Regions from separate parts of the Homo sapiens genome. Here region 1 is linked to region 2. Evidence: read pairs that join two places in POLR2A ChIA-PET (ENCODE). Cell type or tissue: CD4-positive, alpha-beta T cell. All regions are shown on one strand. Each heading gives the region's core, and the rest is flanking DNA. Links, peaks and the distances in the headings are about the cores only. Region 1 holds the start of CD46 (CD46 molecule). Region 2 holds the start of MIR29B2CHG (MIR29B2 and MIR29C host gene).

Region 1 (5,373 bases), core at 217-5,216, 72 kb after region 2:
TCCTCTTGGAGGCAGGAGGAACTTTTTCCTAGGCTCTAAGCCCCAGCCAAATAGTATATTTAATTTTCTGGTATTTAACAGATACAGAGGTAAACAAATCGGGCTTTTGGAACCACAAGTGCGACAAGACAGACAGGATCCCTGCATTCTGACAGGGTGAGACAAAGAACAGAAAAGGTCATTTTAAAAGGGTGATTACAAGTGAAGAGGGACTTGAACTGGGTTGTATGTGTTCAACCTGAGATGGGGGGGTCGCGAGGTGGGGTGATCAGAGAAGGTCTCTGAGGGTGTAACATTCCAGCTGAGTTTGCAGAAGAGCGAGACTGTTTCTGCAGCAGGTCAGGAGGAGAATGTTCCTGGGCTGAGGGAACAGCAAGCACAGATGCCCCAAAGTCTGTTTGATGAGCAGAGAAGCCTTCCCTCTCTCCAATCATTTGTTAAATGCTGTCAGATTTATATCTGAAAATTATACTGCTTGCCTCCAGAGCACTTCCCTTGGTTCATAATTTATTTGTCACTATTATGTTTTGGATTTTAATGTCTGCCAATCCCAATACATTTTAGCAAATAATTTATTGGTTATCTACTGTGTTCCCGGCACTGAGCACTTATCATTGAGCAAAACAAAGTCCCTGCTTATCTTCCTGCATGAATGTGTGTGTAAACAAATAGTGAAAAAAGGATCAAGAAAATAGGAATGGTTTGTTATTGCCTACCAGTGTAATAGCACCAGACATACAAGACCCATATTCGTTGAATGAATGCTCCTAAGGAAAAAAATGCAACGTAGAAACTATACATGTTATTGGATCCTAAATATAATTTGGACATAGATACACATGACGCGCACATGAAGGCAGAAACAAATATGCCAAAATATTAAAAATAGCTGTCTTTTGATTCTGTTCGTATCGCACAATAAGCATGTATTTCTTAGCGGGTTTTTTTTTTGTTTGTTTGTTTTGTTTTGACAGGGTCTCACTCTGTCATCTAGGCTGGAGTGCAGTGGCATGATCACAGCTCACTGCAGCCTTCACCTCCTGGGCTCAAGTGAATCTCCTACCTCGGCCCCCAGAGTAGCTGGGACCACGGGCATAAACCACCATGCCCAGCTAATTTTTGTATTTTTTTGTAGAGACAAGGTTTTGCCATGTTGCCCAGGTTGATCTTGAACTCCTGGGCACAGGCAATCACCCCGCCTGGGCCTCCCAAAGCGCTGGGATCACAGGCGTGAGCCACTGCGCCTGGCCTAGCATGCATTTTTAAAAGTATTGATTCCATTCAATGAAATACAAAATAAATTTAGTGGGATAGGCCTTAAGCTTTAGCTTATGAGCTGCAGGGGAAAACAAGATTAACATTATCTGCCTTCCTTTGTTAGGATACTAATTTCTCACTAGGTTTGGCTACCATTGTTTTTTAGGTTGTTTCACATCTCTCAAATATGACTCAAAGTAATGAAAAGAAGGAAAACAATGTCAAAAAGCCATTAGGCAATGGAATCAGATACTATCTATATTGGTTGGGAACAGGAAGAAGACTCGATGGCCCACCCACCCCCCAAAAAAGCAGCCATTTACAAACTAATAGGAGCTCAGGTAACACGGAGACTGTTCACAGAAGGCACAAAAAGCATGGCGCGCCCTTACCACCTCTCTAACCCCAGGCACCGAGAGCCTGCTCTCACTCAACATGCCCTCCCTAGCCCCAGAGTCCGCGCTCACTCCATTCAAAGCAAACAGTTGAGCTGTCTTGCCCACAGTGAACTCTGCACACAGGCCACTTACGCACAGCACGCTCCCAGCAACACCTGGCCAGGCCCCTGCTCGCCCAGCCCAGCACATGGGGCACAGCAGACGCACTGCAACCCTTACCGCGGGTACTGTCCAAGCCCTAATGAACACCCCACTCACCAAGGCACCAAGGGAACACAGGGCAAACTCTCACCACGGACACAGCACGGGCCCTAGCAACACTCCCACGCACCTGTGCACTCCAGAACAAGCCCTCACCTAGGGCGCCCAGTCCGCGCTCCCCTGGCCGACTGGCTCAATCCCGAAAACACGATTCACGCTTTTTTTAGGGACGCAGCCAGATCCTGCGTAAATGCTGGCCGCGCACACGACGCCACCAAACAAGCTTCACCTCGGGCTCTGCGTGGTCCCCGCATTCCCCGCCACATACCCCCGGGATCTGAGCACTGCACCCCTCAGAGAACCCTGTCCCCAAACAGGCACGGCCTGCTGTGAGCCCCGCCCCGCGACTCTTGCCCGACTGAGGAGAGCTCTAGTCTCGCCGCGGACGCGCGAACCCGCCCCGGGGTCCTACCGGAGAAGGAGTACAGCAGCAACACCATGGCCGCCAGAAGCAACCCAGGAAAGCGCCAGGAAGGAAAGGGACACTCGCGGCGGCCGGGAGGCTCCATGCGCGGCGCGGAAGACGCTGTTATTTCTCCGGAGGAAAGCAGAGAAACCGAGAGCCAGCCGAGCAGGGAAGTCCCTTCTGGGTCCAGATATGGGACGCAACAATCCCCAACTCACAAAGCATCCAGTGCTGCAGGACAGGTGGGCGTGGCCCGAGCCGCGCCCGGGGCGGAAGTGCGTCGAGTCACCAGGGCGGCTGGGGCCAATCGGCGGGCCGCGGGGCGGAGCCTCGGCGTTCATGGGCAGCCCTTGGCCTTCGAGAGGTCAGGGGGAGGCCCTGGCGGAACCTAACAGAACAGGTTCCCCGAGGCCGCCTTTTTTCTTGCTAAGCCCTTGGCCTACCATCCCGGAAGCCTGAGGCGTCCTGCGGGAAAGGACTGGCTCGCCGTCATATTTGTGACCCAGGCAGGGTGGAGAGAAAACTAAGCTGCTTTGGTAATAGTTTCCGGGAATTCGGGAGTCAAGAATAAAGCACTTCGACCTAAAAATAGAGATCCAGAGTCTAGACAGGGGGTCACCGTGGGCTAGCACCCCTCAGGGTTAGTTTTATCCTGGGGCACTGCAGGCTGTCAGGACTGCCTGGGCCCTTACTTGGTATTTGGCATTAGTCAGGCATTATTGGGAACAATATTTGAGTTTTTCTTGCTTGAATGCCTGCTACTGGATCGTCTCGGGGCCGTCTTGTTTTCACAATCTCAAAGGTTTGGCTTCTGCACTCCCAGCCCCTAAGGTAATTTGCCCTTTGCTCCCCTCCCTGGAGGGGACCCTTCCGAATCTAATTTATTAAGCAACACCAGGCAATTAGAATATTGAGACTCTATGGGGCCCTTGCCCTTGAGCAACTAAATTTTTTATTGAAGACGAAATATACATGCATGAACAATGTAAGGACAAGGGTGTCCTAAGTGCCAAATTCCTGGAAGCAATAAATGCAGAAGGATTCGGATGGGTAGAAATTGTTAGGTGAAGAGTGGATAAGGGGGAGAACTTTTCTGGTGAAACAATCTGAGGAACAATACTGGAAAATTAAGAATGAGCAGGATTGATTTGTAGGATTGTGAGTAAACCGGAATGACCGGTAAAAGGAAAAGGACATGACTGACATTAAAAGAGCAAACAAAGAGTTGACATTTCTTCCCCTCAGATTGGCAAAGAATTAAAACGTCAGCCAATGTGAGTGAACGTGTTGCAGGGGGACCAGCACTCTGTAACATAACTTTTCAGTATGTTAAAAGTCTTAAAGTGGACATGACTTGTGTTAGGCTCTCAGTTCCCAGAGAAATCATCAGAGCTGTGATCAAAGCTCTGATGTGATCAAAACTCTGATGTGATTAATTTTTGAAAAAATGTAAACCCTAAGTGTCTAGCAAAAGTAATAAAGAATTTCTGGCAGTTACCTTTGTGTGATGGAATTCTATGCAGCAAATATTGCAAAAGAATACCAAATATGAGAAACTATGATATCATTGTAAGTGGAAAAAGCAGAGTCCAAACTGGCATGTGCCTTTTGGCAGTCCTTTTATTAAAACAAAAGTACCATATTGATATGTATAAAAAGAAACTAGGAATACAGCAAAATTAACAATGGTTGATAAGATTACAGATATTTCACTTTCCTTATGCTTTTCAGTTTTCTATGTTGACCTTATGTTACATTTAGAATAAAGTAAAGAAAATGTATTTAAAAAATCAAACCTATATATCAAGGGCTGTTTTGTTCATAGAATTATGGGAGCAGAACTTGTATTACACAGGGTTAACCTATGAGAGGACGGTGAGGAACTGGATGCTCAGTGTATAAACCTAAAATGGGTCTTATAGAATTATAGAGTTTAAGTGTATTTAACACAGTTTTATAACCGAGATGTACTGAACAATTTCTGGGTTCACCAAACCATGGAATTTCCTCTTCCTGTCCGACCAACAAAAATTTTTAAATTCTTGGCAGAGATTATAAGACATTAAGTGTGGAGGTGGTATATCAGATAAACATCTTAGTATCTTGGATTATAAAATTCAACACTCCATGACAGCAATTAAAGCGGGTATAATTAAAGAGATGGTAAATAGGAAACTCAATGCGGGAAAATTATTATTTCTGTTAATATATGGTGTCAAAGAGTGATATAACAGATATGTTCTGTGGCTCAAAGCCAGCCTTCATTTGTGAAAGTGGATAGTCTATTTACTGTTCTCAGCAACAATAAATATTAAAAATTCTCCATCCATTTTCAGGCTTGGAAGAAAAATGTCTTTTTTTCTCATGAGAAATTTTATTATAAACTATAGAAGAAAAAATAGTGCTAATGTTTGATTGCCTAGTTTCGGGTGTCAAATTAGATTCAAAGATTGGTATTTTGTTGAAATTTTCTTTCAATCAGTAAAATTTCTATCCCTGAGTTAAGCCATTCTTAACATACTCGAAGACTTTCACATTAAATATTTAAAACTTATTTTTATTTGATTCAACTGAGGCTTTATTTGAATGGCTGAGCCTTGTTCTCTACTTTTTGGATAAGTTTCGTGAGTCAGGGATAGCATTTTCTCATATCTACAGTGCCAAAATCTATAGTAGGTGTACAATGAATAACTGGTAAATATTGGATGAAATAAATGGTTCTTGTGGTCAAGTGCATTTAACATGTCTCTGCCAGTTCTCCCCCAGCATGAATTTACCAAATGCCCACAAAGTTCTGAGAGATTTTGATTTAAATAATTTTAACCCTAGGAAACAAATCAAGATTGGTCTGTAAAAGGGATGAGCTACAACTGTCTGCACAGCAAACTTTCCTAAATCAGGTGTTGCAAGCTTACTTGTGAAGTGGAGCTGTGGTCTATCCCTTAGCCTTGAGATCATTTTAGTGACTGAGTTCAAAGGGAGGGTGTCGACAGTGAACTTCCTGAGGCCTTAACAGGGGTAGAACTTGAAGCCAAAGCTTTGAATGAAGGG
Region 2 (5,373 bases), core at 181-5,180:
AAAATGACTGTTTTAATCCTGCCTCCTCCAGCCTCCTCATATAACTGGCTGTTTTCCACCGCACTCAAGGTTCCCTCTTTCGGCTTAAAGCCCCCCTCTGTCTCTGTACAGGAAAAGCCTCTTCCTTCTTTCTTGCCTATTAAATTCTCCACTCTTTAAAACCACTCCATGTATGTCTGTGTCATTTTATTCAAACCGGAGCAAAACCGAAAACCCTAGTGTTCTTCCAGTCATCAAAGCCGTACCAACGGGGTCATGGGAAGGAAAAGATTTAGAGGGAAAATGAAAGGAAACAAAGCCTTGCTGAACGTAGTGTTGTCATAGGTTTTTGCGAGTCATAGTTGGTTCATGCCGCACCCCTGAGATGGGGACTTATCTTTGCAGGGACTCAGCTTAGTTTTGCTGCGGTCATAGACTACAGTCGGCCTCTGTACAAATTCTGTGGCTTTGTAGGTTCCTCCTGTGACCCTGCCTCGCTTTCGCTTCGTCTCTCATGACTTATTTGCCTCTTCTCTCACTTCCACCCACCCGTAACATCCCCATCGCCATGGCAGTGAGCAGCCACGTCACTCACCAAGTTCATGGGGTGATGGGCCAGCTCTGTACCAAGCCTACTTCCCTCTAGTTCTGCCTCCTGAAGGAGGAGGCTCCCTGGCAGAGCTCAGAGCCCTTTGTTTATTTGATCCTGGGCTCTTGGATAAATCAGGAATGTCCTGACATGAACTTAGGCATGTTTTTCTTCCATGGAGAAGGAAACTACGGCAAATGGGATTTAAGTAACCAGAGGACCTTTCTGGGGGACTTGCTTTAGTGCCATCAAGGCCACGTTCCTTTGGTCATCAGACCAGTAGGTAACTTCTTTATTGGCATGCTCAACCTTGGAGCCCAGAAGGTGTGAATTTGAAGCACTTTCCCCCCTGCTGGGAGCCTGGCACAGATACTCTGGTCTTCTTTTAAAACTGTGTAGTGCCATGCTTGTCTTCCAAGTGGTCCTTCTTTCTGCCGGATGAAACTTTGGCCCAGAGTAGTTGCTTGAAGAAGGCTGCCTGGGAAGCAGATATGGGATAAGGTAGCTGCCTGGCCTCGCATTCTCATTCATCTTCCTGGAAGTTGCAAGGTTCTTGATGTCATAGACTTCATAAGTTACCTGACCCAGGACCTGAATATCTCACTCACTTCTGGTCAAGTCTAGGCTCATATGGTACAACTGGTTGTCGGGAACCTTTCTGCATTCTTTGGATGTAGCAGTGTGGGAACCCAACACTCCCTTGGTCTATCTGGGTATGTAGGGTCTAGTGATTTAGTATCTCAGTTGTTCTTGGAAGCATTTTTGCGTCTGGGGGGAGGGGCAGGAAAATGTTGGGGGCTCTTTGCTTGCTGTAGTGGAGACCTGTGAGTATCCAAAAACAACCCCACTCCATCTCTAGATCATTGGTGGACCACCCCTTCCTGGAAGAGTTTCCAGGAGTGTGGACATCCATGCATGAACATTGTGGAGGGGTTGGGGGTCGGCTCGTGGATGCTCATCTTGCTTGACTGCCCATGCTGGAGAGGAGAACCCAGTCATTGGCCACTTCAGGTCCAGGCTTGGCTGTTGCTCTGTTTTGCTGTTTTTCATGTTGTCAGATCTTCTTGGGAACAAATGACTCAGCAACCCAAATCTCTGAGACTGTGTGGCCAATTACTTGAAAAGTAATTGAACGTATTTACCTAGGCCCTAAAATTTTGAGCCCAGGAAGGATGGATATCCAGACTGGTTTTACTCTGGATTCTTCAGGCTGCAGTTCAATTTGGTTTTTCAAATTCCTGCCCTGATAGAAGGATCTCATGTGTGGGGTAGGCAGGCAATGTTTTAATTACGCTTTTTGTCCTTAAGAAATTCCAGGGAGAAAAAGGTCCTGGTTTTTGGCCAAAAAGGCAAAAAACAACAGAAATCAGCTATGACTGTAATCCTGGACTTGTCTGTGGCACAAAGAGTTAATGGGACAGTGGTCAGGGTGAGGAACATTTTTTCTCAGGGCTGGAGAAGCCCATATGGCTCAAGAAAACATGTTGCAACATTTAGTACAGGGCAGCCCTGTCTGGGCACTGGGGGCTGCCACTCAAAGAGTTAAGCTACTCTTATGCCTGAGAAGGCCTCAGGGAAGGAGTGAGCCTGAAAGGACAGGGACCTCTATGCCCCAGAGCAGTGAGGTGCAGGAGGGGTGAGGTGGGAGGGTGTGAGCTGAAAAGTGTGGCCAAGGAAGCAGAGTGTAGGCCCAACTTTTTTTGCCTTGTTTGACCAGCCTTGGCACTGCCCTCCGGCTCTCCAGGGGAAAAGCTGCAGTTCTGCTCTTGCAACACAAGGAGCAGACTGGAGAATTTAGATCTGCGTCACAGAGCTGAGAGAGAGAGAGAGAGAGAGAGAGAGAGAGAGAGTGAGAGAGCGAGCGAGCAAGCAAGCTCCGTCGATAGGTCTGCTAGCAACAGCCGTGCTGCAGCAGAGAGAGAGAGAGAAATCAAGAAACAAGTCATAGCAACACCGGGCACCAGGTTCTGCCAGCTCACTTGCTGAGCGTTCAGAGATCTGTCAGGGCCAGAGGCCTCTGGGTAGCCTAGGCTAGGAGATGACACGCAAGGTGGCACGGGCGGTTCCCGTGGGGAGGAGGTGGGGTGGTGGTGGGGGGCAGGGGTGGGAGCAAGAGGTTGTGGGGCGACGGTGGAGGGTTTGATGGGACCAAATTCTGGAACATTCGGGACTGCGGCACCTTACGGCGGGACCAAGATTTGGGTCTGCGCAGGCGGCGATGGGTGGTCCGACGGGCTTCAGGACTTGATGGCGTAACCCCCTTCTTCCCCCACGTATGTATTTGCTGGGATCAGGGGCGCTGTCTCTGTGTATGTGGGTGCTCTGTCTTTCTCACCTTCTTTCTCGATTTTTGCTATTTATTTCTCTGAGGGAGGGTTTTTTCCCACTTTAATTTCTTTTCCCTAGTGTCAGCTGCTCAAGCCTGACCAGGGTAGAGGTGAGAGGAGTGAACCATCCCCTGCTTCCCACCTGACCTCCCAGCTTTTACCCTATTTCCTTCTAGTGGACAGACAGACTGGTTCTCCAAGTTGTTTGGGTGTCAGCGTCCATCTGTCTGTCCGTGCAGGTCTTATGTGGAAGGTAAGGGAGTGAGAAGTGCCGAAAGGAAGACAGAGGGACAGTTTTTTCCCAGGGGTTGCCTTATTGAAAGGTCTGGCCCTGGGATTCTGAGGCTGGTGGGGAGCCGAGTGGCCAGGGTGGGGTGTGGGCTGGGAGAAGTGGGGTAAAGCTGGTAGGTTTGTCACTGCGTAGTTGGGAAAAGTGGGGAATGGTGACGCAGTCACTGTTGCATCTGGTTAGGAGCTCTATGGGGACAGGTAGTGAGGCTCCTGGGGTCTCTGTGGCCAGCTGAGAGGGGTTAAGGATGAGCTAAGAAGGGAAGCTAGCATTTAGAGATTAAATGTCATCCTTTTGGCGTTGGAAAGTTGTTTACCTTGCGCTCTCTGTGTCTCCATGTTGGCTCCCTTCCAGTTCACATGTGATGGCCTTCCCTGTACTGCTGCATCATTAACTAAGTGACTGAGCTGGCCTTCCATTGGCCAGGGGAGGGCTCTCCCTCCAGACACTTCCTCTGATTGGTGGGTGGGCCAATGGCAGGTGAAAAGCTTTTTTTGATTGGCTCAGGGCAGGGTATCAAATCTGAATTTGCATTTCACTTGCTTAAAGGGGAGCGGGGAGAAGCCCAGCAGCTTTCTAAAATCTCTTTAGGGGTGTGCGTAGGCTCCTGTGTCTATGCCTGCTTTTGACTGCCCAGTTGAAGCCTCTTCCTATGCCTTTTAAAATTTCACGCACTATAAGGAGGAAGAGCTCAGGGCTCCCAAAACTTTTTATTTAGAGGGAAGAATGCTAGGGAGATGGGTATGCAGAGGGTTGACCAAATTGGAAGAAAATATTTATTCTGTAGTTTGGTGTTGGAAAAGGGAATTTTCCAATCAGCCACACCTCAGTGTTGCGGCAAAATAATTCTTGGCTCCCCTGGAAACGCATGGGCAAGGTAGGGCAGAGCTGCTGCTGCTGATACTGCCACCACCCTGGGCTTCCTGCTGACTCTGGGCTACTCCCTGGGGACAACAGATTTGCATTGACGTCCGGGGCTGTCCAGAGGCCCTCAAGAGCCAGTTGTGAGCTGAGCCCAGTATGGGAAAGATCTACCTTCTGGAAGCTACTACTACGTGGTGCTTGGAAAGGTGAGGATGGGGGACTGACCCCAGGAAATTGCTCGAAACTCCGCATCTGGTGGGATTTCCAGAAAAGTCAGTGGGAGACGGGAGGTTTGGAGGCCCCGGGTTAGAAAGGTTTGTCAGTCTAGGGAATGAGGAGAATCAGAATAAAACTAGGGCAGCAGGCTGTCCGCCTTTGGTTGGGGGAGGGAGGCCTCGAAAAATCAGGGTCCCGGCTCTCTAACCTGTCTTTGTCGCAGGTCTCACGTTTGTGGGGAGGGGGTTTACCAAGCCCTGCGCCATGCGCAGTGGCCCCCACCCGTGACTGCGCATCTGGAAGCGCAGTGCGCCCTGGGTCTCTGGCCTAGGACGAGCACCGCCCTTCTTATTACATAACTGAGGGCATGGCACGCGCCTTCTCGGCCCTTCCTTGCAACCCTACCTTCTTGCTCCCCAGGGCCCATAGAGCTGGGGAGGGTCTGACTGGGTAGCAGTGAAGGACTGCAATCCCTGGGAGGGCTAACTCTTGTCTAGTTACTGGCAGGAGCCAAGCTTGAGGACAAAAGTGGTGGTTTTCTAGCCTCATCTTGGGGAAGAGGCTACAGAACATCCTTCTGAGTGCCCCATACCACCTATGGCCCCTAGGGCCTCTCTGGTGGAGGGGGTGGCACCCTTCTTTCACTCATGTCCCATCTGATTTTTGAGAGGATGTTTCTGAAGGAAAAGATGTGATGATTATCGGGGGCTTGGTTGGGAGGTAGTTTTGACAGTTTACTCCCCTTGTCACTGGCTTCCCCTCTTTTCCCTGGGTGGGTTTATGATCTTTCTGGACTCCTCTGATGAGCTGCCATTTTGGAGCCATTTCTGCTGGTCTCCGACATGGTGGCGTTGGTTTTTCTGTCCTGCTGTGCCAGTTCCGCAGAGTGGGCGGGGGGCGGGGGCTATGACGGAGGAGGGGAAGGGGGGGCAAAAGCACAGCAGAGGCAGGCACAGTGGTGGCTGCCGCAATGAAGGTGGCTCTAGGGGCAGAGCCGCCTAGTCCCACCCTTGGACACAGTCCTGGGTGGGGATTCAGGTGGAAGGCGTCTGGGTAGGGGTTCAACACCTGGGCCCGGCTTTGCCAGAGCGTGGGTTTCCCATGTCCTC

The links. ChIA-PET counts read pairs that join two places held together with the same protein. Peaks named below come from ENCODE experiments on the same cell type or tissue, not always from the same donor. Only the 100,000 strongest peaks of a DNase experiment are listed, where the experiment ranks them.
Region 1: POLR2A ChIA-PET joins it to region 2 with 13 read pairs; 10 of 35 experiments call an interaction of 5 or more read pairs at or near these places.

The regions. Positions count from the first base shown.
Region 1 is chr1:207,749,265-207,754,637 of GRCh38, reverse strand. CD46 (CD46 molecule) reads right to left here and starts at 2,584. Exons shown (of 13, transcript NM_172351.3): 1 at 2,329-2,584. The coding sequence starts at 2,425. RefSeq lists silencers at 1,697-2,054, 2,634-2,743 and an enhancer at 2,324-2,533. In CD4-positive, alpha-beta T cell, for the core only: no CTCF peak of the experiment used is centred there; a DNase peak (open chromatin) is centred at 2,627; H3K4me3 peaks cover 2,452 bases; H3K27ac peaks cover 1,416 bases.
Region 2 is chr1:207,821,085-207,826,457 of GRCh38, reverse strand. It overlaps MIR29B2CHG (MIR29B2 and MIR29C host gene), which reads left to right and starts at 3,755. Exons shown (of 6, transcript NR_135299.1): 1 at 3,755-4,254. LOC148696 (a long non-coding RNA gene) reads right to left here. Exons shown (of 1, transcript NR_026817.1): 1 at 3,862-5,373. RefSeq lists enhancers at 399-518, 2,065-2,114, 3,885-4,064 and a silencer at 3,565-3,744. In CD4-positive, alpha-beta T cell, for the core only: CTCF peaks have their summits at 2,106 and 2,324; DNase peaks (open chromatin) are centred at 467, 2,427 and 3,607; H3K4me3 peaks cover 3,902 bases; H3K27ac peaks cover 3,318 bases.